Linked DNA regions of Homo sapiens: regions 1, 2, 3, 4 and 6 are each linked to region 5. A link is a loop called in an ENCODE intact Hi-C map of the cell type or tissue named here. Cell type or tissue: sigmoid colon. All regions are shown on one strand.

Evidence for each region. A loop is a pair of places that touch in the nucleus more often than their neighbours do. Peaks named below come from ENCODE experiments on the same cell type or tissue, not always from the same donor. Only the 100,000 strongest peaks of a DNase experiment are listed, where the experiment ranks them.
Region 1: it touches region 5 in a loop (6-fold over the local background); 47 of 110 quality-filtered maps call a loop at or near these places.
Region 2: it touches region 5 in a loop (2.6-fold over the local background); 74 of 110 quality-filtered maps call a loop at or near these places.
Region 3: a loop joins it to region 5, with 4 times the contacts of the local background. A loop is called at or near these places in 29 of 110 quality-filtered maps.
Region 4: a loop joins it to region 5, with 4 times the contacts of the local background. A loop is called at or near these places in 70 of 110 quality-filtered maps.
Region 6: a loop joins it to region 5, with 5 times the contacts of the local background. A loop is called at or near these places in 89 of 110 quality-filtered maps.

What each region holds. Positions count from the first base shown.
Region 1 is chr4:26,026,380-26,031,379 of GRCh38, reverse strand. No RefSeq gene overlaps it. Among named protein-coding and RNA genes, the nearest start is that of LINC02357, 42 kb to the left of the region's middle. RefSeq lists enhancers at 832-1,414, 1,415-1,996. In sigmoid colon, CTCF peaks have their summits at 2,262 (motif pointing right) and 2,464 (motif pointing left); DNase peaks (open chromatin) are centred at 1,621 and 2,449; H3K4me3 peaks cover 508 bases.
Region 2 is chr4:26,079,879-26,084,878 of GRCh38, reverse strand. It overlaps LINC02357 (long intergenic non-protein coding RNA 2357), which reads right to left. Exons shown (of 3, transcript XR_925506.3): 2 at 4,289-4,429. Among named protein-coding and RNA genes, the nearest start is that of LINC02357, 12 kb to the right of the region's middle. RefSeq lists an enhancer at 3,500-3,679. In sigmoid colon, CTCF peaks have their summits at 2,592 and 2,793 (motif pointing left); a DNase peak (open chromatin) is centred at 718.
Region 3 is chr4:25,923,886-25,928,885 of GRCh38, reverse strand. SMIM20 (small integral membrane protein 20) reads right to left here. Exons shown (of 3, transcript NM_001145432.3): 2 at 517-573. Among named protein-coding and RNA genes, the nearest start is that of SMIM20, 12 kb to the right of the region's middle. RefSeq lists a silencer at 2,924-2,973. In sigmoid colon, a CTCF peak has its summit at 2,931 (motif pointing left); a DNase peak (open chromatin) is centred at 2,909.
Region 4 is chr4:25,985,792-25,990,791 of GRCh38, reverse strand. No RefSeq gene overlaps it. Among named protein-coding and RNA genes, the nearest start is that of SMIM20, 74 kb to the right of the region's middle. RefSeq lists an enhancer at 2,217-2,416. In sigmoid colon, a CTCF peak has its summit at 2,499 (motif pointing left); a DNase peak (open chromatin) is centred at 2,491; H3K27ac peaks cover 227 bases.
Region 5 is chr4:26,408,681-26,413,680 of GRCh38, reverse strand. All of the region lies in intron 3 of RBPJ (recombination signal binding protein for immunoglobulin kappa J region), which reads right to left. Among named protein-coding and RNA genes, the nearest start is that of CCKAR, 79 kb to the left of the region's middle. In sigmoid colon, a CTCF peak has its summit at 2,791 (motif pointing right); a DNase peak (open chromatin) is centred at 530; H3K27ac peaks cover 197 bases.
Region 6 is chr4:26,327,750-26,332,749 of GRCh38, reverse strand. All of the region lies in intron 1 of RBPJ (recombination signal binding protein for immunoglobulin kappa J region), which reads right to left. Among named protein-coding and RNA genes, the nearest start is that of RBPJ, 9.2 kb to the right of the region's middle. RefSeq lists an enhancer at 1,509-1,803. In sigmoid colon, a CTCF peak has its summit at 2,372 (motif pointing left); no DNase peak of the experiment used is centred here.

The sequences.
Region 1 (5,000 bases), 380 kb after region 5:
ACTGCAACCTCCACCTCCCAGGCTCAAGCGATTCTCTTGCCTCAGCCTCCTGATTAGCTGGGATTACAGGCGCCTGCCACCATGCTCGGCTAATTTTTTGTGTTTTTTTTTAGTAGAGACAGGGTTTCACCACGTTAACCAGGCTGGTCTTGAACTCCTGACCTCAGGTGATCCGCCCACCTCGGCCTCTCAAAGTGCTAGGATTACAGGCCTGAGCCACCATGTCCAGCGTCATATTTGATTTAATTTAATCCACAACCGTACAGAAGATATGTAGCTGAGTGAGTGATCCCAGCCTAGCTGGGAAATAAATACACACATATCTAAATACAAGGCAGGATGTGAGAGATTCAGAGTGGTGCAGGCGTTAGAGGAGGGAGAAGTCTCATCTGACTTAGTAAACTTGAGAAAGATTTCTCATAGGAAGTGATACTGAGATGAGCCTTGAAAAAGGACTGGAAGATAGAAAATTCAGGTGGGGACACGGCGCAGCAATGGCATGGCAGTGTGAAAGCATGGGCTGTGCATCCGAAGAATCAGACAAAGCGTGGTCCTTACCTGAAGGTGCAGGACTGGAGACGATACTGTATGTAGGGTGGACTGAGGTGTGCTGGGGAGTGATGAGAGTAGAGATAGATAGCTGGAGCTTTAACAGAACAATAAGAGAAAGAAGAAAAGCTAAGTGATTTGGACCTGATGAGAACAGAGTTCTTCAGACTGCAAGACAGGGGAAGGGGGATCCCATTTCAAGGCAGTAACATGCTTTCTCTTCCGGTTCCCACTCTCCCTGTTCTCCCTAGATATCTGGCTGCAGGGGGAGGAGGCGTGATGAGATGGGGAGAGGGGAAAATTGTGGGCAGATTCAACTCGGTTACAGGAGGAATCCCAAGAGACACCCAGGCAATGCTGAGCTTTGGTCATTCAAAATAAGGTTATGCAGAAAGTTCCTGCCTGAGAGGCCAGACCATTATTCTGAGACGGGATTTTTCAAATTCTTCTTCCTCTTCCCTTGGTATTTCAAGGTGAATCCTAAAGCGCTGAGCTAGGGATTTCCAAAATACACAGCTGGATACCAAAGCCAGTCACTAAGGGTTCAGGGGAGTCTGGAAGGAGGAAATGTGGAGAGAAAGAAGTCAAGGGAAAGCCCACCGTGCTTTTTCTGTACCTGGGAATCTTTTAAAAAGAGAAGGACGTGGACTGGCTGAGAATAGCCAAGACATCAACAGAGTTGATGGAAGACCTGGCTTTCCCATCTCTGGGCCCGCAGAGGGACAGCGTTAGAGATGTCACCCTTCAGGACTCCGAGAGGAAGCCACTTCACAAGCTGCCCCCTAAGAACCCAGGCTGCAGCCCCGGAAAGGAGCTGCGTTATGGTCAGCCTGGGGGCTTCCCAGAGCTCCCTTCAGTCCCACGGGGCACAGATGCTGAGTCGGGAACCAGTGGACCCACCAGTGAGCTTGCTGTTATGAGACAAGGTGACCGCCCGGTCACGCCCAAGGGCTGGACCTCCCCAGGAACAGACTGGAGAGCCATTGGGGGATACGGGGAGAGCTCTGGGGCTGCAGCCCACTCGGGGCACTGCCTGGGCTGGAAGAATGGGCCACACATTCAGTACTGGAGGCCAGGAGGTCCAGCACGACACAGGCCACAAAAGGACGTCTCCCCAAAGACCAGCAGGCAGCAGCTGGCACACAGCCAGGGACCTTCATGGGACCAAGGAACCCACTGCTCTGCTGCCACGGCGGGGAAAGCCCCCTCGCTCCCCATATCCCTGCCTCCGCAGTGAGAGACAGAGCAAGCAGCAGCTCTCAGAGACACTGAGCGCTTTTCCTAAAGACCCAGCACTTTCTGCAGGGTTTAAAATATCAGCTCAAAGTTTAACTGGATTGGACATCTCATTTATCCTCCCATCCCACTAACTAGTGGGTGAGGCTCAGAAGAGAAAGACCAGATTAGTTCTAAGCAATATAGTGATCCTCCGTTTTCCCTTCGCATCCGATGTGCTGTAGGAGATATATTTGTACAGCCTGGTGACTATCAGTCCTTGGGACAGCAGGGCCAGCCTGGGGAGGGCCCCTGCGGCGGTGGCAGGGTGGGCTCTGCTGCTCTGCCTCCCTGGCAGGGCTCACTGCGGCAGAGTAGGGAGGCCTTGTGGCGAAGGTCCTGAGCAAGACGTGGGGTCTCCGTTCCACCAGGGGTGGGTGGGGGCCGGCCGGGATGGAGGAGAGATTCAGGAGTAGAGTGGGAGGCTGTCCCAAGCGCCTTAGGCCTCTAGGGAGCAGCGGCCTGCCAGGATGGTCTGGAAGGCACGTTCACCCAGGCCCGGAGGCCGGGTTCCCCTGGCCTGGCGGAGGTCCCCTGGGACGCCCCTTCCAGGGGAAGCTGCGATTCCTGTCTCCGCAGCCCTGAGCCTGAGAGCGGAGCGGAGCGGGCCGGCTTTGCGAATGGCGCTGCTGCCCCCTCCTGGGTGGCGCCCGGCAGGTGCTGCGTGCCTGGAGCGGCCTTGCCTGTAACCCTCAGGGTGAATCCCCCGAGGTCGGACTCCGCCGCCCCGACGCTGCCCCTCCTCTGCATCCGCACGTAAAATCACCCAGGCCCATCCCCTCTCTATATAAAATCACCCAGGACCATCCCTTCTCTATATAAAATCACCCAGGCCCATCCTCTCTCTATGTAAAATCACCAGGCCCGTCCCCTCACTATATAAAATCACCAGGCCCGTCCCCTCTCTATGTAAAATCACCCAGGCCCGTCCCCTCTCTATATAAAATCACCCAGGCCCGTCCCCTCTCTATATAAAATCACCCAGGCCCGTCCCCTCACTATATAAAATCACCCAGGCCCGTCCCCTCTCTATATAAAATCATCAGGCCCGTCCCCTCTCTATGTAAAATCACCCAGGCCCGTCCCCTCTCTATGTAAAATCACCCAGGCCCGTCCCCTCTCTGTGTAAAATCACCCAGGCCCGTCCCCTCTCTTTGGGCCACATCTCTCGCGTCTTCTCCGGCCGTTTGTGCGGTCTTTGTCCCTTACACAGCGGCGCTTGGTGACTAAGGATTACCTCTGTGGGCTCAGACAGGGTTGAAGGCCCTGGTTCCGCCCGCGCTGGCCGGTTCCTTAACCTCATGGAGCCTCAGGTGCTCACTGGTGAAATAGGTAGGACCTCGTAGGTTGCCACATCTTGGCACCAGGTGCCTGGCTATGTTGAGTGCTCAGAAAATGGGAGCCATGATTCTCTTTCCTTCTGGCCTCATTGAATTCTCTGAGCTCTGTCCATGCATGCTCAGGTTGGAGACTTTCCCCACCAATTTTCCGCCTATCCCTGCTGGGCAGCCAGGCTTTCCCAAACCACGGGGGGCGATTTTCTACACTCTGGGCACATGGCAAGGACCCGGGGACAGCTTGGGTTCCTGTCATGGACATCAAGCCTGCTCTTGTCTTCCTAGGTTTCTTGCCTTCCATTTTCTTCCGCCTTACTTTCCTTTCGTTTTCCTCTCCTTATTAACTCTGGCTACTGCGGAACTCTCTCCCACCTTCACACAAGCTTTCTTCCTGATCCCTGGTTCTAATTACTTTCCCCCACCGCTGCCCCCTGTCCCCAACCAGACTCTGCCTTCCAGCCCCATCATAACCTCCAGCTGGCAGGGGCCAAGGTCCCCAATGACCTCTTTGCCCTTCAGCCCAATGTTCACATCACAGATTTTTTTTGGACGGTTCTGCAGCATTTCGTGCATTTTTTTTTTTTTAAGACAGGGTTTCTCTCTGTTGCCCAGGCTGGAGGGCAGTGGTGCGATCTTGGCTCACTGCAACCTCTGTCTCCCTCCAGGGCTCAAGCCATCCTCCCACCTCAATCTCCTGAGTAGCTGGGACTACAGGTGAGCACCACCATGCCCAGCTTTTTTTTTTTTTTTTTTTTTGTAGATATGGGGATTCACCATTCACCATGTTGCCCAGGCTGGTCCCAAAATCCTGAGCACAAGTGACCCTCCTGCCTCAGCCTCCCAAAGCACTGGGATTATAGGCGTGAGCCATAGGTCTCCATTTAGTGCAATTAACACTTCTTTAATTTCTGTCTCCTTTGAAGTTCCTGGGGCCACTCCCAAGGCTTTTCTTAGGATTTTCTGTCCTGTCGTCCTCTGGTTCCTTGCTGGCTCCTTCTGATCCATCCCTACCACCCACAGGGCTCCCTCTTTGCCGTCTTCTTTTCATTCTCCACACTCACCTTAGGCCTGTGATCTCATCCACCCCCAGGACTCTCCAGTCTATCTCCAACTCAGATCCTCACTCCCTCTGTATCTGCCAGTGCAGGTGAACACCCATCATCTCCATGCGGATGGCCCAGAGACACTGCCAACTCCACAGGTCCAAAACTGGACTCATTATCTTTCTCCCCAAATTGTTTCTTCTACAGAAATTCGAGAGACATTTCTACTTCCTTTCTGTCTCATCCACCCCTCTCTCCATCCAACTGGTCTCAGCATTCTCTTGATTTCTTCTTATTGCTTAGAACCTGTCTTTCACTGCCACAGGCCCAGCAACAATAATAACAGCAATAATTTAGTGAGTCCTTACATGTACTGTCCTAAGCATTGTGCACACACGGCCTCATTCAATTCTTTTAGAAATATCATGGAAATAGGAAGGAACAGAGGCATCGAGAAGTTAAGTCACTTGCTCAGGTTCATATGGCTAATGAGTGACAAAGCCCAGATAGGCCCCCGGGTCTTGCTGATGGCACAGCCCTTGGCGTTCAGTACTGTTATGCAGCATTATTTCAGGATCTTATTCCTGGCATAAATTGTCACATCACCTCTTGGCCTAGTTTTCTTGACTTCAGTCTTTCCCTCTCTTCAGTATAGCTACCAATGAGATAATTATATTTGTTGTTTCCCAGTACTAAAATCCAATACTGAAATTCTCCTTAAACCCCATCAGTGGCTCTCTGCTGCTCTTTAAATAAAACCTGTACTCTGGAGCCTCTAATGCTCCTACTACCCTTT
Region 2 (5,000 bases), 330 kb after region 5:
AAATTCATGTCTTCCTCGAACCCGTGGGTGTGACCTTATTTGAAAGTGAGTCTTTGCAGATGTAATTATGTTAAGGATCTCAAAATGAGGTCATCATGGCTGATCCAGGTGGGCCCTAGGTCCAACAGCAAGTGTCCTTATGTGAGAAACGCAGAGAAGGGACACTTAGGGAGAAGAGGGGGCCGTGCGAAGATGGAGGCAAAGATTGGAGTGACGCAGACACAAGCCAAGGAATGCCAAAGATTGCCTGGAGCCACCAGAGGCTGGAAGAGGTAAGGAGGGATTCTTCAATAAAGCCTCCAGAGGGAGCATAGCCCACACCTTGATTCCAGACTTTTTGGCCTCCAGGGCCATGAGAGAATAATTTCCTGCTGTTTTAAGAAACCAAGTTTGTAGTAATTTGTCATGGCAGCCCTAGGGAACTGCTACAGATTGACAATGAGCATGAAATACTTTGGACTTTAAAATAATAAGAAAAAGGAAAATAGCAAGATGACTAGATAGATGACTAGAAGTATGGGAGTTTCGTACTAGCAGCTATTCTTGTTCTAAGAAAGGGGCCCCTTCAGCCTTCCTGTCACTGTGCCATAAGGGACCAAGCTGTCTTGACCTTTTAAGTGAGTTTGCTAATCTCTCCACCTGTTTTCTTTGCTAATATAGCTGTTCTTTCTGTCATGCTAGTGTGCACCCGGGGAGCTGACAGAAATCATTGGCTCTTGATACTGATCATGCAATAAAAATGGCAAGCTGATTAGTCAGCCAGAAAGGAGAAGCCTTTTTCCCATTAGAGGCATGATCTAATGCTGTAATCACCTAGCCTGCTGACAGCGGCCAAGTGCTTGTGGTCGCAGAGTCCTCAGAACAGGTGAACCCTGTTAAAAAGCACCCTTCTCCATGGTTTCAGCTGTCCTGCAGAACATCTTAAGTCTCAGTCCCTGAAATATAACAATGAGACGGAACTCCTGTGTCCCTGAGTTTATGACAACCTTCCAAGACCATCCTTTTTGTAAAAAATATATATATATGCAAATAAAAGAACTCCAGCTTCCAAACCAGGAGGCTTCAGGAAGCCCAGGGTTCTTCCAAGGAATGTAGACACAGTCTTGGCATTCACTTACCATTTCTCCACCTGGATGTGTGTCCCTGATCCAATGGATTCAGTGCCTCCCTTCACCCCAAGACAATGCTAACATGAGGCTTTCTGGCTCAACTGAAAGCTTGAAAAAATTTCAGTGCAGAGAGGGAAAAATGAAGCTCAGTGTCAGCCATGACCAACCATACCCCAAGTCCTTGGGTCAAATCTCATCCCACCCAATTCCTACTGGTCTTCCTTCACCTTCAGGCTCCCAGCACATTGCCAGGTGTGCTCCTATGCCGTCTTTACCTCCACACCGGGGTTTGCATTGACTGTGTTTCTCTTTCCCTGAATGCCGTGCCCCCACAGCCTCTTCCCTCTGTCTACCAGTGGAAGCCCCAAATCCATTAACATCGGTACAATCCTCACTCTTTTACTTTGGTAGACACAGAGCTTGAGTGTTTCCTTGTCTAGGCTTTCCCATCCCAGAACGGAATTTCCTTTTGCACAAATAAAAGCTCAATTAAGAACGTTTTCTCCACCAGAAAGCGGGGCCCCCACAGACTAATTTGGGTTTCCATTTTTAGCAGCACAAAGAATTGGCAGAAGCTTTGAAATTGCAGTTCTTCCTCAAAGACGCCCAAGAGCCCAGATCCAATTCTGAGGCAGAATCAAAGTTCACCTACTGAATTTCCCTCCTCTTACTTCCATGACAGGGAAAGCTTTCCCCAAGCCCTCAGAGAACTTGATCTTTGTAAAGTAGAAGATGCAATTCTTCTCCCAGTAATCAGCACTGGGTGACTTTGATCAAGAAGGTTAACTGGTCTGAGTGTTGGACTCCCTAGCTATAAAATAGAATTAATAATACCTTTTCGCCATAGGGTTATTGTAAGAATATTTAAAGAAAGAACTTAAGAAAAGTGTCTGGCTTGGTGTGTGGCACACAAAATACGTTCATTACTTCTTCCTTTCATTGTATGATTAAGCAATAGTTTGCTTTGTTGCCTTATACAAGGATTATAATATAGTTCTAAGGATTATCTGAAGTTCAGAAACTGGTTAGCGAAGATACACTGAGCTCTCAACAAAGTCAACATGCACTGCATTATAGAGTGTTCTCTTGGCTCCATATCTGCACATGCCTGTAATTATTTATTTGAGATGAATTCCCAGATATGGAATTCGTGGTCAAGAGGTACATACATTTTTAGGACTGCCGCTATACATTGCCAAATTGCCTGACAGAAAGTCTGTGCCACAGACTTCTTACCTCCCCCACAGAATTGTGTCCGAGAGCCTATTTCTTGAAATCTTGAGTTTTTCCTCAAAATGTATTAGCTTGATGGGAGAAGAGCGGTTGTGGAATTGTTTCTCAAACCTGGAAAACAAGCATCCCACAAACCCAACTCACTTATTTTAAAAATGAAGATCCTAAGACTCAGAGAGATTAAGTGACTTGGCGAATTCATCTAATTAGTAAGACAGCCAAAATCCATACCCCATGTTTCCTAATGCTGGAATTCTTTCCATTATACCACTCCAGAGAGAGAGTGTTAGCCCTGAGGTGAAACCACTCAGGGACTGCTTAATAACAAAGTTCAATTAGACCAGAGGGAAGGCGCTGTAGAGAAAAGTGCTAATGCAGAGAGCTTTAATTAGTGTCTGGCTAATTCATCCTCAGATAAGTACAGTGTAGTGTTTGTGTTAGCACCACCTACTGGTGAAAATTTAGACTTGTACAGGATTCCTTTTATGGAGTTGCAGGTAGAATGGGAAAAATCTCCGGAAGATTTGGACTGCTTTAAACTGTCTTATTCTAGAAAGAAGTCGGTAGAAAAATGAGTAGGTATGGAGTCATTGAGTCATGAACCATAAGGACTTCAACTTCTGTGGTCTCAGAATTGCTGTGAATGAAGTTCCAATTTCCTGCAGCAACAAAGTCAGTTTCCTGTTCTTCCTATCGGCTATGTAGAATGTAAACCTCTTCATTTTTCTATAACCTAATTTCTAGTTTAAGTCTACATTCTTCTAGTGGCAGGAAACTTAATATATAGTGTCTTCCTGGTAAAAATCACTCACTTCAGTGTTTATGCAGTCATGCCGGTTTCAGTCACTCAATTCAAAATTTCATGCCCTTCCCTTCTTCTTGGGGTTGCTGGTAAGATCCTGGAAATATAGGATGGTGTAGGTGTAGAAAACGGGGTTCTGGGGGACTGAGAGAGGGATGGGGTGGTATGGTCCACAGGCATCCTTAGCCTGAAGCAGACCTGGTCTTTGGCCATCAGCACCTATGCGTAGTGGCACCCAGGGGCCATACTTGGAGGCTGCCAAGTCCTCCATTGTTAGAAAGCCCTCCATCTCCACTGTATCTTCTTGTCCCAACCTCAAGCTCTGCTCAGGTCTGCGGCCCTCTTTTGGCCATTTTGTGCCCATTTTGGAGGCAGGAGCAAGGGAAACTTTAGGATGCTCTCTTACATGGGCCTGGCTGTGACAGATCGGGGGCTTTCCTGGGGCCTCCCCACTGCTTTGCTCTGTTGCGCTCTCTTCTCCACTATGGCCAGCATACAACGCAGGGGATGGCAAACTATGCCCTGTAAAGGGCCAGACAGCACGTATTTTAGATGAGTACTCCACTCTGTTACTGTAGCACAAACGCTGCCACAGGCAATAGATAAATGAACGGGCATGGCTGTGTTCCAATAAAACTTCACTTACAAAAGGAAGTGGCATGCTGCATTTGGCCCTCAGGGCCCTTGATGATCTCGGTATGTATCTGTGCTGTTCTCCCCTAACTCCAGGCGTCTCCCGTAGATCAGGGCACACATTCTCAGGTCTTGGCATTACTAAACCTATCTTGATGATTTATCACCCGCTACCCCACTTCAGAAAATCACAAGACGAGGGAGCAGGCAAAGTGCAGGACCCCTCAGGGCTATGTCAGCATCTTCTTCTTCCCTTCTCCTCTTTCCCTAGCTAGAGCAACCATCCTTTCCTCTCTTTCCATTCTCTTGTTTGTAGTATAAACTTTTATGTCGTGCTTACGTGGGGCTTAGCCTTTAGATTTGATCACACTTTTCTATCACAAACCTTGGCTATGGAGGACCCACCCAATCTCTGTAATAAGAGTCAAGAGCCTAAATGATTCAAAGTCAAGAACTTGACATTTGTTCTGTGTTCTTCATAATCCCTCCCTTCCCTGTGAGTAGTGGATACCTGGAGTGACTGGGAATATGGTCCCATGATGTCCTCTAACCCTTGCTAAGTTCTGGGCTTTGACCAAGCCTCAGCCATACTCTGAGGGCAGCTGGATTCAGGTAAGTTTGCTGGTCTGGTATTTGTTCCTCTGTCTTTATCCTATGAGGAAATAAGAAGAGTAAGGTTAACTTGACATTGTTAAAAAAACTGCTCACTCACATGAATAGAAATGAATCCTTTTGGGGCAAAACCATTTAGAACAGAGCGTTTCAAACTGCAAATTGCAACCCTTTAGGGTAGGGGTAGGCAATTTTTTTTCAGTAAGGGCACAAATTGTAAATATTTTAGGTTTTGTGGGCTGTACTCAACACGCAACTCTCAACTCGCAACTGCTCAACTCTGCCACTGTAGTGCGAAAATGATCAAAGACAATGGGTAAACAAGTGAGCGTGTCTGTCCTGTAATTAAACTATTTATGAATACTAAAATGTGAATTTCATATAATTTTCACCAGTCATGAGATATCATTCTCCTTTTGATTTCTTCCAACCACTTAAAAATGTAGAAAATTTTTAATCTTATCTTTTTAACTTTTATCTTATCTTTTTTATTTTATTTTTTGAGACAGAGTCTCAAAAAGTTGTATGGAGTGCAGTGGTGTGATCTCAATTCACTGCAACCTCTGCCTCCTAGGTTCAAGCAACTCCTGCCTCAGCCTGCAGAGTAGCTG
Region 3 (5,000 bases), 480 kb after region 5:
TGTTGCCACAGATTATAAGAGCTTTGGTTAATAAATGAGAAACCTCTCATTCCTGGCTAACTTGGATCCTCTGAAAGGAACTAACCATTCAGCCATAAAGGGAGCTTTTTAGCCCTTGTGCAAAGCAGAACCCCACATCAATTCAAACAGCTAACAAGTAAACACTATTTTCCCATGAGGGGAGTGTTTAAATAGGTGCTTGGTAAATAAGTCTGCCAAACAGCTATTCACGTCTCATATCGAATCACGCACTTGTTAACATTTTTATGCCCACTTATAAAATGGAAAAGAGGAACCTGGCAAACGTGCAAAAAGTATTCTGGAGTGAAATATTAGAATGACGCCTTGGGTGGCATCTATAAATGGCAACTGTTGAGAAATAAATAGCAAAATCACAATCTTGTCTCTAAGCTAAAAGGCATTTTCCCACTCTCCACGCCAAGGCAAACACACACAAACCCGCACAACACAGTAGTACAAATAAGATTTGGTTTTGATTTTTTTTTTTCAGTTTACCTGGTGGCTGCACATCCTCTTGAACAATTCCAGCCCGATTTATAGCTTGTTCCTTCTCTGAGAAACATAAGAGAAAAATCATTCTTTAGAAGGGGGGCGGGGAGAGAGAAATATTTGTATTTACATGGGCCAATGACATGGGACAATTAGAAAACAGTATTTATGAGTGCTGTTAAATTCAGATACGCTATTATGCAAAGCTTTTAGGTTGTGGAAGTTAGATCCTATAATGCAAAAGAGATTGGGTATTTTCAAAAGAATAAAGAAATCCATACTTCAAAAGAAAAGCTCCCCAACTAACATCTCTTCTCTGTGATCTCAGCATTTTGGAAAGACAAGAAAACAACAACAAAAAAAGAACAATTTTGAAAGAACTGGTGGGCGTGATATCACGAGGGGAAAGCTGCTGAATTGAAGGAACAAGTACAATTAAGAAAACGATGTAGTTTATATGTCTAAAATGCACTCCACCAAAGGACTAGACTCAGAGCTAAATATGCTATGTTTTTGATAGGAAATAGAGCAGAAAATTAATCTTTGGGTGGGTGGCTTTGGTTTGGATAATTGAAGCTTCCCTAATTGATTGCAGGTGCTGCGCCAATTAGCACATTGTAGCGACAGCAACTAAGCCAGTCTCTTTGGAGATGTCCAACAGGCAAGGGCCAAGAGAAATTGGGCATTTCATATCTGTGGGCTTGAAGCACTCTGACACATTTTTCTAAGTGGTTTAGAATAAACCCAAGGTCTGTAAAAACAAAGAGTTATTATTTTAAGTATCTTGACAAACAAATGACAGCTTTTCAGGAGAAAGCCTTAGAGCCAAAGGACGTTTACCACTAAATTATAGTAATGAAATGTCATAATCGGACCTTTGTTTTAATCAGGCTGACAGTGTTTCTTTAAATCCACATTTAGCTCTTATTTAGTATCAGGCCATTTTCTTTACTTTGGCCTCTGGATTCTCATAAAGTTACACAAACGTAACGGTACAAGAAACAGGGTTTGGCCAAATCTAATATTCATTGAACTTGCTTCTCTAGTCATGTGACAGAAAGTCAATCCTAAATGACCGACCTGATAGTTTTATCAATACTAAGTTTTGCTGTGGCAAATAAAACACTGGGCAATGGGGATTATGGGAATCCTGATATCCAAGTCTAAGAGGGATGGAGAGAACACATAGGATACTCAGGCCTATTCCAGGCAACAAGCGGCCTGATGGTTTCACTGCTCCTCTCTGAAAAGTAGCGGATGAATGGCAACCAAGATTCTCTCAAGATATATCAAAAGATTTCTTCCATTTAGAGTGGATATTATGGAGCCTCTAAAGTGTTAGACTTTCTGAAATAACACAAAAGGTGTCCTCATTTCTTAAGACATTAAATCATTGTAGAACTGAGCCCCACCATCCTATAGACATGTAAGTCTCAAAGTATGGATGTCTCGAACATGCTCTTGGAAGATACCAACATGTAAAAGCCCACAGTCATCAGTCTTGGCAGGAACAAAAATAGAATTAATTTTCTGTATCTAACTAAAAGGTCTATTTTCTGATACTATGGAAGAGGGAAGATTTGAGTTTTAAAAAATCACTATCAGAAAGCATTCTAGACTTAGAGATTTCATAAAATCAGACATCCTGGTGTACCAAACACATTGTCCAGAGGCAGGTACTGCAAGGCAAAAGAAGCTGGCAGACTGCCAAGCATCAAAGGAAGCTGACTTTTGGTGGCAAGGACCGAATGCCTAATTGGGTTCTAACCTCTTATGATGCAACGGAGAACCAAATGAAAAGAAAGAAATCCCTGTCTTCACACTTTCTTGCTAATTGCTAATGAGGCTGAAGCAAGGCTGAAGATTTATTTTAAATAGACCATAATCTCTTTATAATCCTTGTCCTAATGCAAACACCTCTGTAGTTTGGCTTGGTCAGGAAATTTAAACCACTTTGCTGAGCCAGTTCCTACCAAATGATAACCAGGTATTAGCATCCTATCTACATCCCCTGGTTCTTTAATCCATTAATGTTTTATAAATACTCTAAGGCCAAAGCAGTCTTATGTAAATTCATGATGTAACACAAAGACACTTTATCTGTGAATGCAGAATACTCTAAAAGGAAAACAGAAACGAGTCCCTCACGATTTAGCAGTGCATCTTGATTGAGGTTGACAGTAAGCTTCTATTTCCCTATCTTTGGAAAAGAGCAAATGTATATAAACCTCAGGAAAAGGGAAATGGCAGAAGTCAGGGGTTTAACTATGTAAACAAATCAGGATAAACTTATTACCAATTTCACTAGTGAGCACATTTCTATCAGGAGTGAAATAATTTAAACCCAAATATGGCACACCGGGTTAAAAAACTCCCCACTCCAGTGTCTCAGCAAGCCCGACTCTGCCCCCTGGTGCTAAGGCAGTGGTGTGATTTGTAGTTTTAATTGAGGACGTTATCTCTGGTCCAGGGGCCAAAGTGTATTATTAAAACTAGTAATACATGCAGACCGGCTGATTTTTTGTACGATAGTAAAAGAATCTACCTAATAATGTTGAAGTCTTTAAAAACAAAAACATATCCTTATATTAAATGTCCACACCGGAAAATACATCGACTGTGTGACTTGTTACTTGAACATTCACAACAATGCAAACACTGCAGGATACTCAAGCCCCAGCTCCCTCAGCAGTCTCAGGATTATTCGTTGAGGGTGCTCTAGTGGAGGACCAGCAGACAGAAACCTAAAATAAAAAAGCAAATGAAAGCTGGTGCAAGGTATGACCTTGGGAACCTACCTCCCTATTTCTTCCTGCCAATAAATACTTAAAAGCAACTCTGCCGGGCGCAGTGGCTCACACCTGTAATCCTAGCACTTTGGGAGGCCGAGGCGGGTGGATCACCTGAGGTCAAGAGTTCAAGACCAGCCTGGCCAACGTGACGAAACCCCATCTCTACTAAAAATACAAAAATTAGCCAGGCATGGTGGCGGGCGCCTATAATCCCAGCTACTTGGGAGGCTAAGGCAGGAGAATTGCTTGAACCTGGGGGTCAGAGGTTGTAGTCAGCCAAGATCATGCCACTGCACTCGAGCCTGGGCGCAAGAGCAAAACTCTGTCTCAAAAAAGAAAAATAAAAAAATAAAATAAAATAAAAGCAACTCACAACTTGAATTGTGACAAATGGCAAAATTTGAACGTGGGCTGTATATTCCATACAAGTTGAATATCCCTTATCTGAAATTGGTTGAGAACAGAATTGGTTTGGATTTAGGATTTTTTTCAGATTTTGGAATATTTACATATATATATAACAAGATATCTTGGGGATGGGATCCAAGTCTAAACATTAAATTCATTTGTTTCACATACATCTTATATACATAGACTGAAGATAATTTTATACAATGTTTTTAATAATTTTGTGCATGAAACTAAATTTATATTAAGTACTTATGTGTGGTATTTTCCACTTGTGTCATTTTGGAACTCAAAAAATTCCAGATTTTGGAGCATTTTCCATTTTCAGATTAGAAATGCTCCAACTGTAATAGCACTGTATCAACGTTAAATTTCTTAGATTGGAAAACCGCATTGTGATTACATAAGAGAATGCCCTTGTTCTTCGGAAATACAGGCTGAAGTGTTTAGGAATGAAAGCTCACAATGTCTTTGACCTACTCTCAAATGGTTCAACAAAATAACAGTAATAATTATAATATATAGTACATATAACTATATCTGTATATATGTATGTATCTGTATGTTATATATAGGGGGAGAAAGCAAATGTGGCAAAATGTTAACAACTGGTAAATCAAGGTGAAGGACAATATAGGAATTTACTGCACTGTTCTTGGATCTTTTGTCAGTTTGAGTTTCTTTTGTTTATTTATTTATTTTTTGAGAAAGAGTCTTGCTCTGTCACCCAGGCTGGAGTACAGTGGCGTGATCTCGGCTCACTGCAACCTCTGCCTCCCAGGTTCAAGTGATTCTGCTGCCTCAGCCTCCCCAAGTTTGAGTTTCTTTTTTCACTAACAAAAACCACATAACTGTACAACATGCATACGAAAAGTCCAACACCATTTTGACTCTTCCATGGTGATTATTTCAAAGAAGCTATCTTTTAAAAAGTAGCAAATATAAAATTTTTTTCAAAAGCTTTTCAGTTGCTTTTGTTGCTGCTGTTACCTAGATACATACACCATCTGCCTCTGGGGTATTCCAGAACTGGAGGTTCACTGGTGGTGAGTGTGAACCAGGGGCCAAGGGGAAGCCATATGACCGCAGCAGCAAGTGCAACCCAGTTGGCTGAAGGGGACCAAATGGACGTGGTGACAAGAAAGAACCAGGGACGGAGGGGAAGCCATATGACCACAGGAGCAAGTGTGACCCAGTTGGCTGAAGGGGACCAAGTAGCCACTTGAAGCACTGCACTCCTCCCAACAGTGTCAACAGGTCTGTTTCCTCACCAGAGCCTGGTTGAATCCA
Region 4 (5,000 bases), 420 kb after region 5:
CTCTGTGCAGCAATTACGAGCCTCAAACTGGATGCACATACACAGTAACATGGGCAGATCTTAAAAAACATAATAGAGGACATCGAATACTACTTTGTACCCAGCCCCATTCCAAGTACTTGACACAGTGTAACTCATTCAGTTCTCACCAAATCCCATGAGGTACACAGCATCATTATCTCCAATGTGCAAAGAGAAGCATGGAAAAGTTCAGTAAACTGCTTATCATCTTACATAGCAGAGGAGCTGAGATTTCAACCAGGCAGCCTACATGCTTCACCTCAATTCCGTATTAAATGCATACACATGCATACACACACACACACACACACACACACGGGCATTTATTTATTTATTTATTTATTTAATTTTGAGACAGAGATTCACTCTTGTTCTCTTGTTGCTCAGGCTGGAGTGCAATGGTGCGATCTCGTCTCACTGCGAACTCCGCCTCCCGGGTTCAAACGATTCTCCTGCCTCAGCCTCCGGAGTAGCTGGGATTACAGGCACCTGCCACCACGCCCCGCTAATTTTATATTTTTAGTAGAGATGGGGTTTCTCCATGTTGGTTTCTCCATGTTGGTCAGGCTGATCTGGAACTCCCAATCTCAGGTGATCCGCCCGCCTCGGCCTCCCAAAGTGCTGGGATTACAGGTGTGAGCCACCACGCCTGGCCTCACACATGAACATTTATAACAGCAGGACCTTCAGCACATCACCATTCTGCCTATGCCAAACTGCCAGTTTGTTCTCAATCCATCTCTGCCTTTCCTCTGCTCTTCCTTATATCCTAGGGAACTACAATTGCCAGCTCTCATGGCTCTGGCTTGTGGGTTGGTTTAGGGAATGGGAAACTGGTAGAAGATTAGAGAGGGGAAGAAGGGAGAGCCAGGGTGTTTCTCTATGTCTTTCCTCCGGTAGCTCCCACAACCCTGTTTCTCTTCCTTGGCTCTGCCTTCTGTCAGATGGCCCCTCCTCGACTGTTTCAGATCCTGCCAGCGGTCCCTACATTGGAGTCCCAGCCATAAAGCAGTAGCATCATCCTTCCTATTGCTGCTCCAGCCCTAGGGGTCATGGTGGCTTCCTGAGGTTGATAATCTCTGGGTCACCTGTTTGTCTTCTCAGTTTGCCTATCAACTTGGGTAACCAATTCCCTATATTAAATTTTCTCTGTTTGAAAGACCTAGAGTGGTTTCTAATTTTCTTGCTAGATCCAGACTAATAACTCATTTGTGTGAATTAAAAATCTATGCGTGCTCTGGTGGAAGAAGTACTGACCTGTGAATCAAGATGCCTGGGATGGAGGCCAAGTGCTGTCCCAACCCAATGTGAAACCTCGAGCTCTTTGTCTGTCCTTCTTAGACTTTGCATGCTTTTCTTTTTTTATGAAAACTTTTTTTTTTAACTTTAGAGAGATTGGGTCTTGCTGTGTTGCCAGGTGGGAGTACACTGGTATATGATCATTGCTCACTGCAGCCCTGAACTCAAGGGATCATCCCACCTCAGTCTCCCGAGTAGCTGGGACTACAGGTGCACGCCACCACATCTGTTTTGATTTGTTTTGTACAGATGGCGTCTCGCTATGTTCCCCAGGCTGGTCTCAAACTCTTGGCCTCAAGCAATCCTCCCGCCTCAGCCTCTCAAAATGCTGGGATTCCAGACATGAGCTACCATACCCAGCCTAGATTTTGGATTTCTAATTTGCAATGTTAATGTGGATTAGGTGCTTTTTTTAAAAAGTACATTCTTACTCAAACTCTTTGAATGTGTGTGTGTGTGTGTGTGTGCGCGCGCACGCACATGCATGCATGCGTGCTCGAGATCACAGATTTTTTTCTATGGATAATATGAATTCAAGGATATGCATGAATCACATTAAAGCAGCTGCCTTTGGAGTAGAGAACAGGGATAGAAAAGAGTAAAAAGACAATCAGAAGCTGGGCACAGTGGCTGACGACTGTAATCCCAGCTAATCGGGAGGCCGAGGCCAGGGGATCACCTGAGGTCAGGAGTTCAAGACCAGCCTGGCCTACATGGTGAGATCCCGTCTCTACTAAAAATACAAAAATCAGCCAGGCGTGGTGGCGCAAGCCTGTAATCCCAGCTACTCGGGAGGCTGAGGCAGAAGAGTCACTTGAACCCGGGAGGCGGAGGGCACAGTGAGCAGAGATCACACCACTGCACTCCAGCCTGGGTGACAGAGTGAGACTCCGTCATCAGAAAGTCCCGGTACTGACAATTGGAGAGCAATGCAACACAGCACACAGCAGTGGTTCCTAACCTGTCGGCCAGCCCACGTGCTGCCGTCCAGAGCTAGACGTGTCACCAATCACCTTCCACATTCACCCTCGGTGCTCCTGAAGCAACGGGAAGCCTTTTCTGGGTGTTTTGTTGTTGTTGTTCCACAGTCACTTCTTTATGGGCCAGCCTCGCCCTGAGAACGAGGAGGGTGAAGGCGGTTCAGCCCGGACAGGCTGCTGGCGCCATCTAGCGCTCCGATGGAGAACTGGCTCCCGCGCATTCTCTGAGTTGAGATTTCCGGCGCCTGCTCCGAGCTCTCCAACCTCCATCTGCTTTTTTCAAAACCTTCATAGCTTGCCAATTTGCAAATATTGGGAAGTCACTTTGCCTTGAAATCTTCAAGGAGTAACTCTACTGAGCCCATTGCCAGTAGAACCCGCAGAAGCTGCCAGGCAATTACCTAACCCCCAAGAGGCCCCTAGCAAATTGGACATTCTGGGCATTTAAAACCCGCCATCCGCATGCACAGAATTGTAGGAAACGTGGGCTCCAAATTTCATCATCAGAATCTCTGAGGGGCGACCTCAGCCTTTCCTAAGAAAACAATGTCTCTCATGAGGTGTGAAGACATCTGCTTTCCAGAGTCCCCCACTGCCACTATCTCTAAATAACAATTTCTAAACAAGTTGTTGGTTCACATTTAAAATTGCGAGCCATGTTTTCTTTTCTCCATATAGGAGAGGAGAGGCTGGTTGTTTCAGGATTCATTAAGCCCTAATTTCTTCACCAGCATTCTGAGCGCAAATGGCTTAGCTGCTCCATCCCATGTTTAAGGCATATTGAAATAGGCCCTATCCTGCCTGAGACATTAACTTTTAGCAGTAACTGCTAGAAAAGGACCTTGATTTATTTATAATCAGCTGATGTTATCATTCACAGGAAAGACTAATAACATGAGAAATAAACTTGAGCACTGAGTTAGGGGGCAAAATTTGGGAGCCCACCTTAGTTTTTTTTTGTTTTGTTCTGAAATAACCAAGAACAAAGACAAGAGGCGAGTACTGAGTACGGATGAACATGAATGAATTGCTAATTATCGAAACAATTTATTTGGACACTCTGCTACCCGGGAGAGAAGTAGGGTGCTTTTTGTCTTTCCCATCAAAGACTTTATTGCTATTTTGATCATCCAGAATTGTCAAGACCATGTTTCCCTAATAATGCGGCCAGCGATTTCATTTCGCCCTAGGGCCACGGTCACCCAACAGCTTGTAGGACTCTCCGTCCCTCTCTGTTATGAGTGCAGGGAGACGACAGAGGAAAGGAGGGTATAGGTTGGATGCGAAGTGGAAGAGACTTTTCTCTCCCCTTTTCCAAGTGTCAAAAGTGCATCAGTGGCAAGGAGGAATTGCCTTTTAGTTTACTTGGATTTTGACAGGCCCCTTTTACTTTCCCGTCAGCTCCTCAATTCAGGCAATTTCACGGCTTCTTTTCTGCTACTGAGACGTGTTTGTGGCAGCAGTGTTGTTAGCTGCAGCCACAGGCTGAGGAGCCAAATTGCTAAGCAGCCTCGCTTTGACTGCAGCCCACACCCGCTCAGGAGGATTTGCTAGCAACCCAGTGACAGTCCAGACCTAACAGGGCCATCAGGCCAGCCCGAAGGGCGACAGTGTGTCCTGGTTCATTATTCAGCCCAGTTAGATGGCTGAGAGCTGTCTGTATACTTACTTTCAATGAATTGAAATATCATAAAATAGACCTCATTCATTCATTTAACAAGTAAGCATTTATTGAGAGCCATGCTAAAGCTCTGCTGAATGTAATTAGCCGATTAAGCCAAACTCTGCTAAAGAGAGTTCCAGGCAGAGGGAGCAGCAAGTTCAATGTCTAGGTCATAGGCTTGGCTTGTTTGAGGAAGAGCAGGAAGATAGGAATAGTTGGGGGGAGATGAGAGCAAAGATGAGATCCTGGGCTGGGAGGCCACATCATGTACAGCCTTCTAGGCCACAGTGGGGACTTTGGGTTTTAGACTATGTATGATGGGAAGCTACTATGGAGTTTGAAGACCATGCTGTTTCCAGCCCCAAAGGGGCTTTAAAATGCCATAGCCTCTAGGATGAAACACCTCCTCAGCACAGCACCCAGCTAGCTTCTCCTCTGTGCTCTCCTCCTGCCTCACCCCACTCGCATCTCCATATATACCCACCATAGCTCTCTCTTATTTTCCAAAGGCAACATCCCTTTATCTGCCTGGGAAACACCTACCTGCCCTTCAAGACCTTGCATATCCACCACTGCCTTTATCCAGCCGATCTTGACTGTCTTACGCTGTGAATCCCCCTGTTCTTTGCCTCAGAGCCTCTTGGACACAATCCTATTATATAGGGTCCCTGTCATTTCTAAGTGTCTCCCTGCCCTGCAAGACTGGAGGCATTAGACAGGGGAATCCCGTGTGGGGCTGGGGCAGAGTCAGCAAAATAGGTGTGTTAAATTCTCCTTGGGTGGATGAGCAAATGAACAAGTGAAGGGGTAGCTATGGAGAGCTAACCCATGAACTCCCTACCAGCCGTCCACTCCACAGTGTGAAGAATGGATGAGGGGTTGGTTGCAAGCCAGACTGCCTAGGTTCAAATTCAGCCTGCAGCAAGTATTTCCCAGGTGACCTCTGGCAAACTTCTGTGCATTCACTTCTTTATATATAAAATAGAAAGGGTCATAATGCCATGCTCTGCCCACAGGTTGTTGAGAGGATTAAATAA
Region 5 (5,000 bases):
AACTGACTGAAAATATATTAATGGAACCTACTTTTTGCTCAACCCTAACCAGACTACTTTAGAGGCAATTTACATATGACTTACAAGAAGTAAGCTGGGTTTATTTAATATTCATTAATTCTCCAAATTATTTATTATATCCTGAGTGTGTAACAGATACTGGGGATATAGCAGTAAAAATAAACAAAAAAATTAGACAAAATTCCTCTCCTCATGGAACTTACACTCTAATAGGAGAGAGATAATAAAAACAGATAAATGAGTGAAATAACATGCATATGTACTCCATTAGCTGGTGATAAGTATGGGGAGAAAAAAATAAAGCAGGCAAGGGGTACTTGAAATGGGGACGGCCCAAGGTGGTCAGGAAAAGTTTCCTTAAGAAGGTGACTTTGAGTCACGACCTAAAGCCATGTGGACACCTGGGGCAAGAGCATTTCCACAGAGGAAAGAGCCAGTGCAAAGGTTCTCAGATAGGAAGGACTGTGACCAACAGTGGGGAAACAACCAACAGACCAGAGCGGCTGGAGTACAGAGCAAGAGGGGGATTAACAGGCAGCGAAGCCAGAGGTAGCGGACAAGTAGACCAAGGAGGCCCTACGGATTTAACTGAGGGAGGAGGGAAGTCTCTGTAGTCCTCTCACATTTATCTAATCCAATAGAAAAGAGCAGTTTTCATGCCTGTATACTTACACTGAGGCCAAGGATATAAAGGTCACAGCCAAGTTAGTGGGCCCAGTTCCAGGTCACTCTAAATTTGGAGGGAAGCCTGGATTAGCTGGGCTAGTTTTGGAGTGGGTTCAGTTCAAGTCTACAAAGGGGAGCTTTCTGGCTTCTAATGCTGGGAGCTACCCAATGCTTACTATGGCACAGAGTCAAATACCTAGGTTGGCACACTCTCAGGAGGTTGAGAAGGCATCAATTTTGGAAACACATCTCCTGTTTTTTTTAATTGAACATTGATGTTAAGACTCCTTAGTAAATTGGTGTATCAGCTATAAAACTCAAAAGAGCTGTGTTTTAGTACAGGTTGTGTATTCCTTATCTAAAATGCTTGGGACCAACAGTGTTTTGAATTTTTTTTCCCCAGACCTTGGATTGTTTGCATTTATACTTAGTGGTTGAACATCCCAAATCTAAAATGCTCCAGGCTGGGTGCAGTGACTCATGCCTATAATCCCAGCACTTTGGGAGGCTGAGGCAGGCAGATCACTTGAGGCCAGGAGTTCAAGACCAGACCGGCCAACATAGCAAAACACTGTCTCTACTAAAAGTACAAAAATTAGCCAGGCATGGTGGCGCACGCCTGTAGTCCCAGTTACTCAGGAGGCTGAGGCATGAGAATCGCTTGAACCCAGTAGGTGGGGTTGCAGCGAGCCAAGATAGTGCCACTGTACTCCAGCCTGGATGACAGAGCAAGACTCTTACAGGGTCATGTTGGCACTCGGGGTTTTCAGATTTTGGAGCACTTCGAATTTTTGGATTGGGAATGCGCAACCTATATGCCAAATACAGTAGTCAAATCTCAATGAGTTATCATAAATGGTACTTTTTTTTTTTTTTTTTGAGACGGAGTCTTGCTCTGTCACCCAGGCTGGAGTGCAGTGGCGCGACCTCCACTCACTGAAAGCTCCACCTCCCAGGTTCATGCCATTTTCCTGCCTCAGCCTCCCGAGTAGCTGGGACTACAGGCACCCGCCACCACGCCTGGCTAATTTTTTTTTTTTTTGTATTTTTAGTAGAGATGGGGTTTCACCATGTTAGCCAGGATGGTCTCGATCTCCTGACCTCGTGATCCGCCCGCCTCGGCCTCCCAAAGTGCTGGGATTACAGGCGTGAGCCACCGCGCCTGGCCCATAAATGGTACTTCTTAATTTCACATCTGAAAAATATAAAGAGAGCTAAACTGATAAAAGAATGAGTAGTGCTGGTTTTCTCAAAAGTACTGTGACAAAATGCATGAAATGGTAAAAATCAGGTTGATAAAAAATTCTCTATTCAAAACACTGACCAAGGTTCTATCTTGAAAGTGCTTTCCAATCATGTAATAAATATAAGAAAAATGAAGACTTTTCAATAGTCTGAGTCTTTAAAAAAAAAAAAGTCAACTCTAAATTATTTCAAAAAGCCATGATGGAAGTAGCAAATCCAATATAATCTAAACATTCAAATTATTTCTATATTGCTGATAAAATCATACCTTAAACATCCCAATATCATCATCCCCTAAAATACGGCAAACAAATCAAGTTGTTGCCCATACTTCGTAAAAATCTAGTGATTGAATAAAAGTCAGCATATATACAAAAAAAAAAGGCAAGAATACACGCAAAAGAAACTAAAGGGAGTGGGGTAAAAATAAAAGGCCACCAAATTAACAGAAGAAAACTTAAATACATCTTTATTTATTTATTTATTTATTTAATTTTAAAGACAGAGTCAGACTTTCACTATGTTGCCCAGGCTGGTCTTGAACTCCTGGTCTCAAGGGATCCTCCTGTCTTGGCCTCTCAAAGTGTTGGGATTACAGGCATGAGCCACTGCACCTGGCCTAAAATATATCTTATGTGGTGTATTTTAGGCCAGGTGTGTGAAACTGACTATTTTTTAAAATTTGGGCAGTTGGTCAATATGTATCAAACACTCAGTGAAAAGTCTGAAAAGTGGTTAGCTTACAGAATTTAACTGCTGCTATAAAAAGATATCCTATAAAACACGTTGCCTTTATTTTCTCATCTTCCCTAGCAGCTCTATCAACTATAACAAACAATACTTTCTCTGCCACTTGGTGGCGATATGCACACATTTAAAATTTTACTCCTTTCACAGTTGTCTTTATTTTCAGAGACTGTTTCAACCACTGATTTCCTCAAATCTTGAGATGATGTCTGAAAACTGCCTTACAGATTCAAAGAAGGCTTTTTATCCATTCCAATATATAAAATAAATTAGGTTAAACAGAATCCAAACTCATGATATTTGCATTATCTTGCTACCTTTGCAGAATCATCACTAACCTTTGATGATTATTCAGTTCACAAGGACCATATTTAGGAACTTTTTGCATGCCACAATTGGCCAATTAACACAAATCTCAATATGACTTCAGAATCAGTCTAAATGACTTTACTGTTCATTGTTTTAACAGCATCATTACTGCTACTGCTTAATTACTTCCTTCAAGAAAGCTCTAGATAAAATAATCTTTTAAAAAGTTTATTCTTTAACCTAAGATCTTACTTAATGAGAAATTAATCACTAATATAAATGGGGTACTAGATGTGCCATGCAAATAAATACTAGTTATTAGGCACCATATTTAACATCAAGAACAATTTTAAATTTGGAGATAAAATTTCCTAACCAAGTATTTTTAAGCATCACTCACTGGAGTTATTTTGTATGCCAAAAAGACACAGCCAAGAGGACTGTGATCATGCCCCCAGGTAACCTCACGCCTTACGCCTTTGCAACTCTTCAAAAAGGCCTGAACCAGGATCGGCAAGAAAGAAGACAGATCCTCTTCCCACTGTGCACTCCACCACCAAGTAAGAGCCCAGAACACTTCTCTGAATCCAGGGCAGTTTGACAGACATCCAGAGGGCTAGATTAGCATTAGCAGTCCTTTACTACTAACACCTGTTTTTTAAAAAAATCAAGTAAATTTAATGGGTTTCCCCTTTATCATAAAGTAATGCAGGTCTACTTTGAAATTTTTAACAATACAAATCAGTAAAAATATAGGAAAGTAGTTACTCTGGCCTTTTCATCATTTTTGTTCATTTTTTAGAGGACTTCAAAGCTTAGATTGTTAAAGCTTTCTTTTGACTGGGGTTTTAGACCAGCTAGGCCATGCCCAAATAATACACAGAAATTGAAAATAGGCTGGGTGCGGTGGCTCACGCCCGTAATCCCAGCACTTTGGGAGGCAGAGGCGGGCAGATCACAAGGTCAAGAGTTCGAGACCAGCCTGGCCAACATGGTGAAACCCCGTCTCTACTAAAAATACAAAAATTAGCTGTGCGTGGTGGTGGGTGCCTGTAATCCCAGCTACTTGGGAGGCTGAGGCAGGAGAATCATTTGAACCCAGGAGGCAGAGGTTGCAGTAAGCCAAGATTGCACCACTGCACTCCAGCCTGGGCAACAAGGCGAGACTCTGTCTCAAAAAGAAAAAAGAAAAATAAAAGCTACTACAATAAAAGATATGGTTAAATTTTCCATTTTAACTTGACAAACCACTACAGCTCTCTATATATGTTGGATCTTTTTCTTTTTTAGACGGAGTCTCACTCTGCCGCCCAGGCTGGAGTGCAGTGGCACCTCGGACCTCAGGTGATCCGCCCACCTTGACCTCTCAAAGTGCTGGGATTACAGGCATGAGCCACCATGCCGGGCCGTATTTTTTAACAGTAACTAACAAACAGGAACCTTATCTGGACTTTAACACAATTTTCTAAATAGGTCTTCCCCTTTTGTTATCTCCAACGGGCCTCAGTTATACATCCCGGTATTAAATGACACAGTGACTTTTAAAACTCCTAGTAAAGGTCCTTTTGCATAAAACCTAGCACACAATAGCCAATCAGAAATAAAGAATAAGTGAATTCAATTGTACTAAAATGCATCTTCAAAAATCCAGAGAAAAGAAAAGCAGCTTGCCTAAATTTGAAGCTATATGATAAACACACATCTATTCATAATTCAATTGGGCTAGCCCAATCTCACCTAGGTAATGGAAAAGGGTTAGTCCTAGGCAAAGTTAAGTTTACAAAGTTTAAGTATTTAAAGGATCTTTTCCTCCTCAATCCCTGCTCTAGATAACCAACACTCAAACGCAAATGGAATGGTATGGCAATTAGGGTAGTAAAAAGGGTAAATATTTAAAATTAGGCCCTCAAGAGTTCCAACCCTAGCTCCACAGATTCCTAACTAATGTCAACCTGGACACATTTAAAGTCTCTGATTTTCAGATTCGTTGCCCACAGAATTTGGATCATAAC
Region 6 (5,000 bases), 81 kb after region 5:
GAGTCCAGGAGTTTCAGGCTTCAGTGGGATATGATGGCACCACTGCACTCCAGTCTGGGTAGCAAAGCGAGACCCTGTCTCAAGAAGTAAATAAATAACTTCTGAATTTCTTATAACAAACATTACTTTTCCAACAAGAAAAATAATCAAGATGATTATTTTATACAGATGTGAAATCAATTAATTTCTAAGAAAAATTTCCATATCAAGATGGTCATTTCCCTGAAATAACTATGAAAACAAGCTAAAAATTAAATAAATGCCTTTTAAATTACATTAGAATTTAAACAAAAATGTATATGGTAGCTTAGGTGGACAGCTGATTTATTTGTATTTAATTATTTAAGCAACTGACAATTTCCAGGACTTAGGGTACCTAAGAAACTGCTGTTTAAGTAAATGACATGTCAGTAAATCCTGTGTGCAAAGTGTACATATCACATTGAATACATGGGAGGAAGGCCAGGACAAAGAATGGCTTACTTACCAATAATTATGAAATAACCTCTGAAAGGTCTTTTTTTTTTTAACATTACAATAGTGACATGGCAACTCCCATTAATTAGTAATATCCATTTAATCAAATAATGACACTCATTATTATAAGCTGTAAGTAAATTACCATATACTATCACTTCTATCTTGGGAATGCTGAAATTAATTCACTTCCTTGACATGTGGATAAGCATGGATGACAGATACAACAGACTTAATGAATCCCATAGTCAAGAGAATAATATTGCCTTGGCATATACACTAGAAAAAATTCACTACACACATCATCATCATGTTCATAAACCAGATCATCTTTCAGTATAAAATTTCAAGTTGTAGCCTCTCTTCTCTGTATGACAGCCTTCTTTCTTTTCACTCTCCTCTGTCCTTCCATCTTCCCTTCCAGAGGCTGTGGAAACAGCCAGCTGCAATTTATTGCAGGTGGCATAACCAAGAAGCTAGAGAGAAAAGAGGCAGAGACTGGAGTAAGCCAGAGGTAACTGCGTCCAGCCAGTTCTCGAGTAGGAGCAACTGAAGCAGAGTGGATAAGGAGGTGTGCAGTGAGGAGGACAACTATGTTCCTGAAGAGGCCACCTGGTCAGTTAGAAATACAAGACAAAGATCATAAGCAGCACCAAAAACAGGAACACAGCAAACGAGGAAAGAGCAGGCAGGCTCCGAGCTGACCATTTAATGAAGCAACACTGGCCGCCGCACTCTACCCATCAAGGCTTGGGTGCTGAGGGATTTACAGTCTTGCTCTAAGTCTGCACATATGAGAAAAAGGGCTATTTTTTAAAAATGCATGTAACATTAAAAGGCAGCTGAGTGAGATAAATAGAAAGGTATGGGAAAAAAAAAAACATAACGTTGGGTACAGGGGTTCACACTTGTAATCCCAGCACTTTGGAAGGCTGAGGCCGGCAGATCCCTTAAGCCCAGAAGTTTAAGATCAGCCTGGGCAACATGGAAAACTCCGTCTCTACAAAACCCAGCTAGGCATGGTGGCGTGCACCTAGTCCCAACTACTCAGGAAGCTCAAGTGGGATGATTACGAGCTCGGGAGATTGAGGCTGCAGTGAGCCATGACAGCACCACTGCATTCTAGCCTACGTGACAGCAAACCCTGTTTCAAAAACAAAAGACTAACACAGGCCTTCCCCTCCCCCTAAAACAAACCAGGAACTAGCTCAGTCACTGAATGTGTCTCAGCCATTATCTAACCTGTCTGTGTAAATGAATGGGTACTTTTAGAATATATGATTAGTAAGGTCTTCTCTGGCTCTAAAATTTCCTGAATCTAATGGATTTAATAATATATATCACACGTGTCACACAGGATGTAGTTACCTTTCTATGTTATGTAAGTTACCATTAGATGGTATGTTACTTCTCAATAGGAAGAGTACAATACAAATAAGAGCACACAGAATCATAGCCTAGCATCAGTACACACCACGCTTCATCATCGTTCATCAAATCCTCTGAGAAACAAATCCTCACAATATCTTCCTTTAAAGCAATTTACGCAGTCATAACAACAAAAAACAATGCCTAAAATCAAACCATCATGCCTCACTTTAAGCACATTGAGAGATGGGGAAATGTGCTTTGTTCACTTGTGAATTTCATTGAGCTTCCATTCTGCTTCTTTCTACAGGACATATTCTAAAGGCATTACACTTTTCTAATTTTCAACAGTCTAAATGAGTTTTCTATATGATATGTGTTTCATATTCCACTTCAAAAAATATAGGTACAGAAAAGGCAAAAAAGTGAATATAATCCGGGGGTCAGTTTCTACGTGGGTTTCTAGGTAGAAAAACCTATCTATGCTGAATGTCAGCTTTATCAAGACCAAGAGCCACCTAGTGGCAAGTGTTATATATTACCAAATCTGCTCAAGCCATATTCATCCAGCAAATAACATTCTGGCAGATGGTAGGTGCTCCACAATTGTGCAAGGTAAGTAAAATAATTGCTCCTTTTCTTATGAAGCTCACTGACAGATTAAACAATCAATTACAGATAAATTTATATAATTGCAGAACAATGTTAAGTGTAACAGAAGTATGCAAAAATAAGCATCCAGCATTTATTAAAGACCTACAATAAGCACAACACTTTGTTAAAAAGGTTCTCTTGTATCTGTTCACCTTACTCAGAACTTTCCCTTTTCTGATTATTTTATCACCAGGTTTTAATTTCAGGTTTTTTCCTACCCTCCCTTCTGAAGGGGGTGTACCCCACTCCCATCTTACCCTTTAAATTCCACACTTCAGAAAAGGGGTAAGGAGAACCTATTTATTGAGCACCTACTATTACCAGAACCAAGCTAGGCATTTTCTTTTTTTTTTTTTGGAGACAGAGTCTCACTCTGTCGCCCAGGCTGGAGTGCAGTGGCGTGATCTCGGCTCACTGCACGCTCCGCCTCCCGGGTTCATGCCATTCTCCTGCCTCAGCCTCCCAAGTAGCTGTGACTACAGGCGCCTGCCAACACGCCCAGCTAATTTTTTGTATTTTTAGTAGAGACAGGGTTTCACCGTGTTAGCCAGGATGGTCTCGATTTCCTGACCTCGTGATCCGCCCGCCTCGGCCTCCCAAAGTGCTGGGATTACAAGCGTGAGCCACCGCGCCCAGCCGGCCCAGTAGGCATTTTCTATCTCTTATTAATCCTCACATCAATACCATGAGGTATTATTTTCTTCCATTTTTTAGACAAAGGAAAAGACCTAGCTTAAGTGAAATGCTCATAGCCACAAACTTATTTTAGTGACTTACAGTACAATTATTCCCAAGTTCCCTACATCACCCTGCCTCAAAAAGAGCTTCTTGGCCTATTCATTCCTAGGCCCACCACCAAAATCAGATTTTGATTATATTTCTCTTATGGTGTCCACCAATTCCAATCTATTTTACACTGTTTACATCCAGCCCTACCTCATCTTAAAACCCTCAATGCCGCCAGGAACGGTGGCTCATGCCTGTAATCCTAGCACTTTGGGAGTCTGAGGCGGGTGGATCACCTGAGGTCAGGAGTTCGAGACCAGTCTCACCAACATGGAGAAACCCCGTCTCTACTGAAAATACAAAATTAGCTGAAAGTGGTGGCGCATGCCTGTAACCCCAACTACTCGGGAGGCTGAAGCAGGAGAATCATTTGAACCCGGGAGGCATATGTTGCGGTGAGCCAAGATCGCACCATTGCACTCCAGCCTGGGCAACAGAGCAAAACTCCGTCAAAACAAACAAACAAACAAAAACCTCAATACCTTACCCTTGTCCTCTGTATCCCTGATTAATATTCAAATAATCACCTTAGGCCATCCATAATCACACCACATTGGGAGACCAAGGCAGAAGGATCACTTGAGCCCGGGAGCTCTGGACCAGCCTGGAAAACATAGCAAGGCTGTCTGTACAAAAAAAATGTTTTAAATTAGCTGGGGTTGCTGGCGCACACCTGGGTTTGGTGGCACACACCTATAGTCCTAGCAACTGGGGAGGGTGAGGCAGGAGGATCCCTTGAGCCCAGGAGGTTGAGGCTGCAGTGAAGTACGACTTTGCCACTGTATTCCAGGCTGAGCAACAGAGCAATGAGACTGTCTCTAAAAAACACCAACCAGCCAAAAAACCAAATAATCAGGTTAGCACTCAAGGTCTTCCAAGAGGCTCCCAATTACTTTTCCAGCTTAATTTCCCATCACTCCCTATCAACTCTCACCTTTTCTATGAACTCCAAATGAAGATAATCATTTACATCTGTGTTCCCACCAACACTAAATATCGGTTACAGCACTTACCATAATCTCCCTTACACAATAATTACCTGTGTACACTCTACCAAGTCATGAGCTTCACCAAACCATTTCTTAGCCATCTTTATAGGACCAGCACAAAGAGTGTCTTATACCTAATAAGTGTTCAACTGCTTATTTAATAAATATATTGTTATTAAAACAATACTAAAAGGAGAGCCACTAAAGCATGGTTATACTATTAACATTTTCCTTAACACCCCTCCTACATGTCTTAGGACCCCAGTGTTTCTGCTTACTCCAAATGGTGTATGGATTAGGAGCTTTGTACAGATCTAGGTAATTTTTTGCATGAAAAATGTTATCAAATTAAAAAAAAAAAAAGATGTGAAAAAACATGCTGGCAAAATCAGGCACAATCTTTGCAGATCTGCAGTTTTCCAAAAGGGAACATATACCTTTGTTCTATTTATGCAAACCAGTCTAAAGCTAGTTTGTACTGGAGGAAATTAAGCTATGTCCATAATAGACTGTTCACATTATTTTAAAAAAACTACAATATTACATTTATATTTCATAAAGCAATACTGTACTTCTATAACACAATATCATACTTATAAAAAAGTTTTATAGAGTGAAAAACTTTTTTTTTGAGACAGGGTCTTTCTCTGTCACCCAGGCTGGAGTACAGTGGCATGATCACCATTCGTTGCAGCCTCAAACTCCTGGGCTCAGGCCATCCTCCTA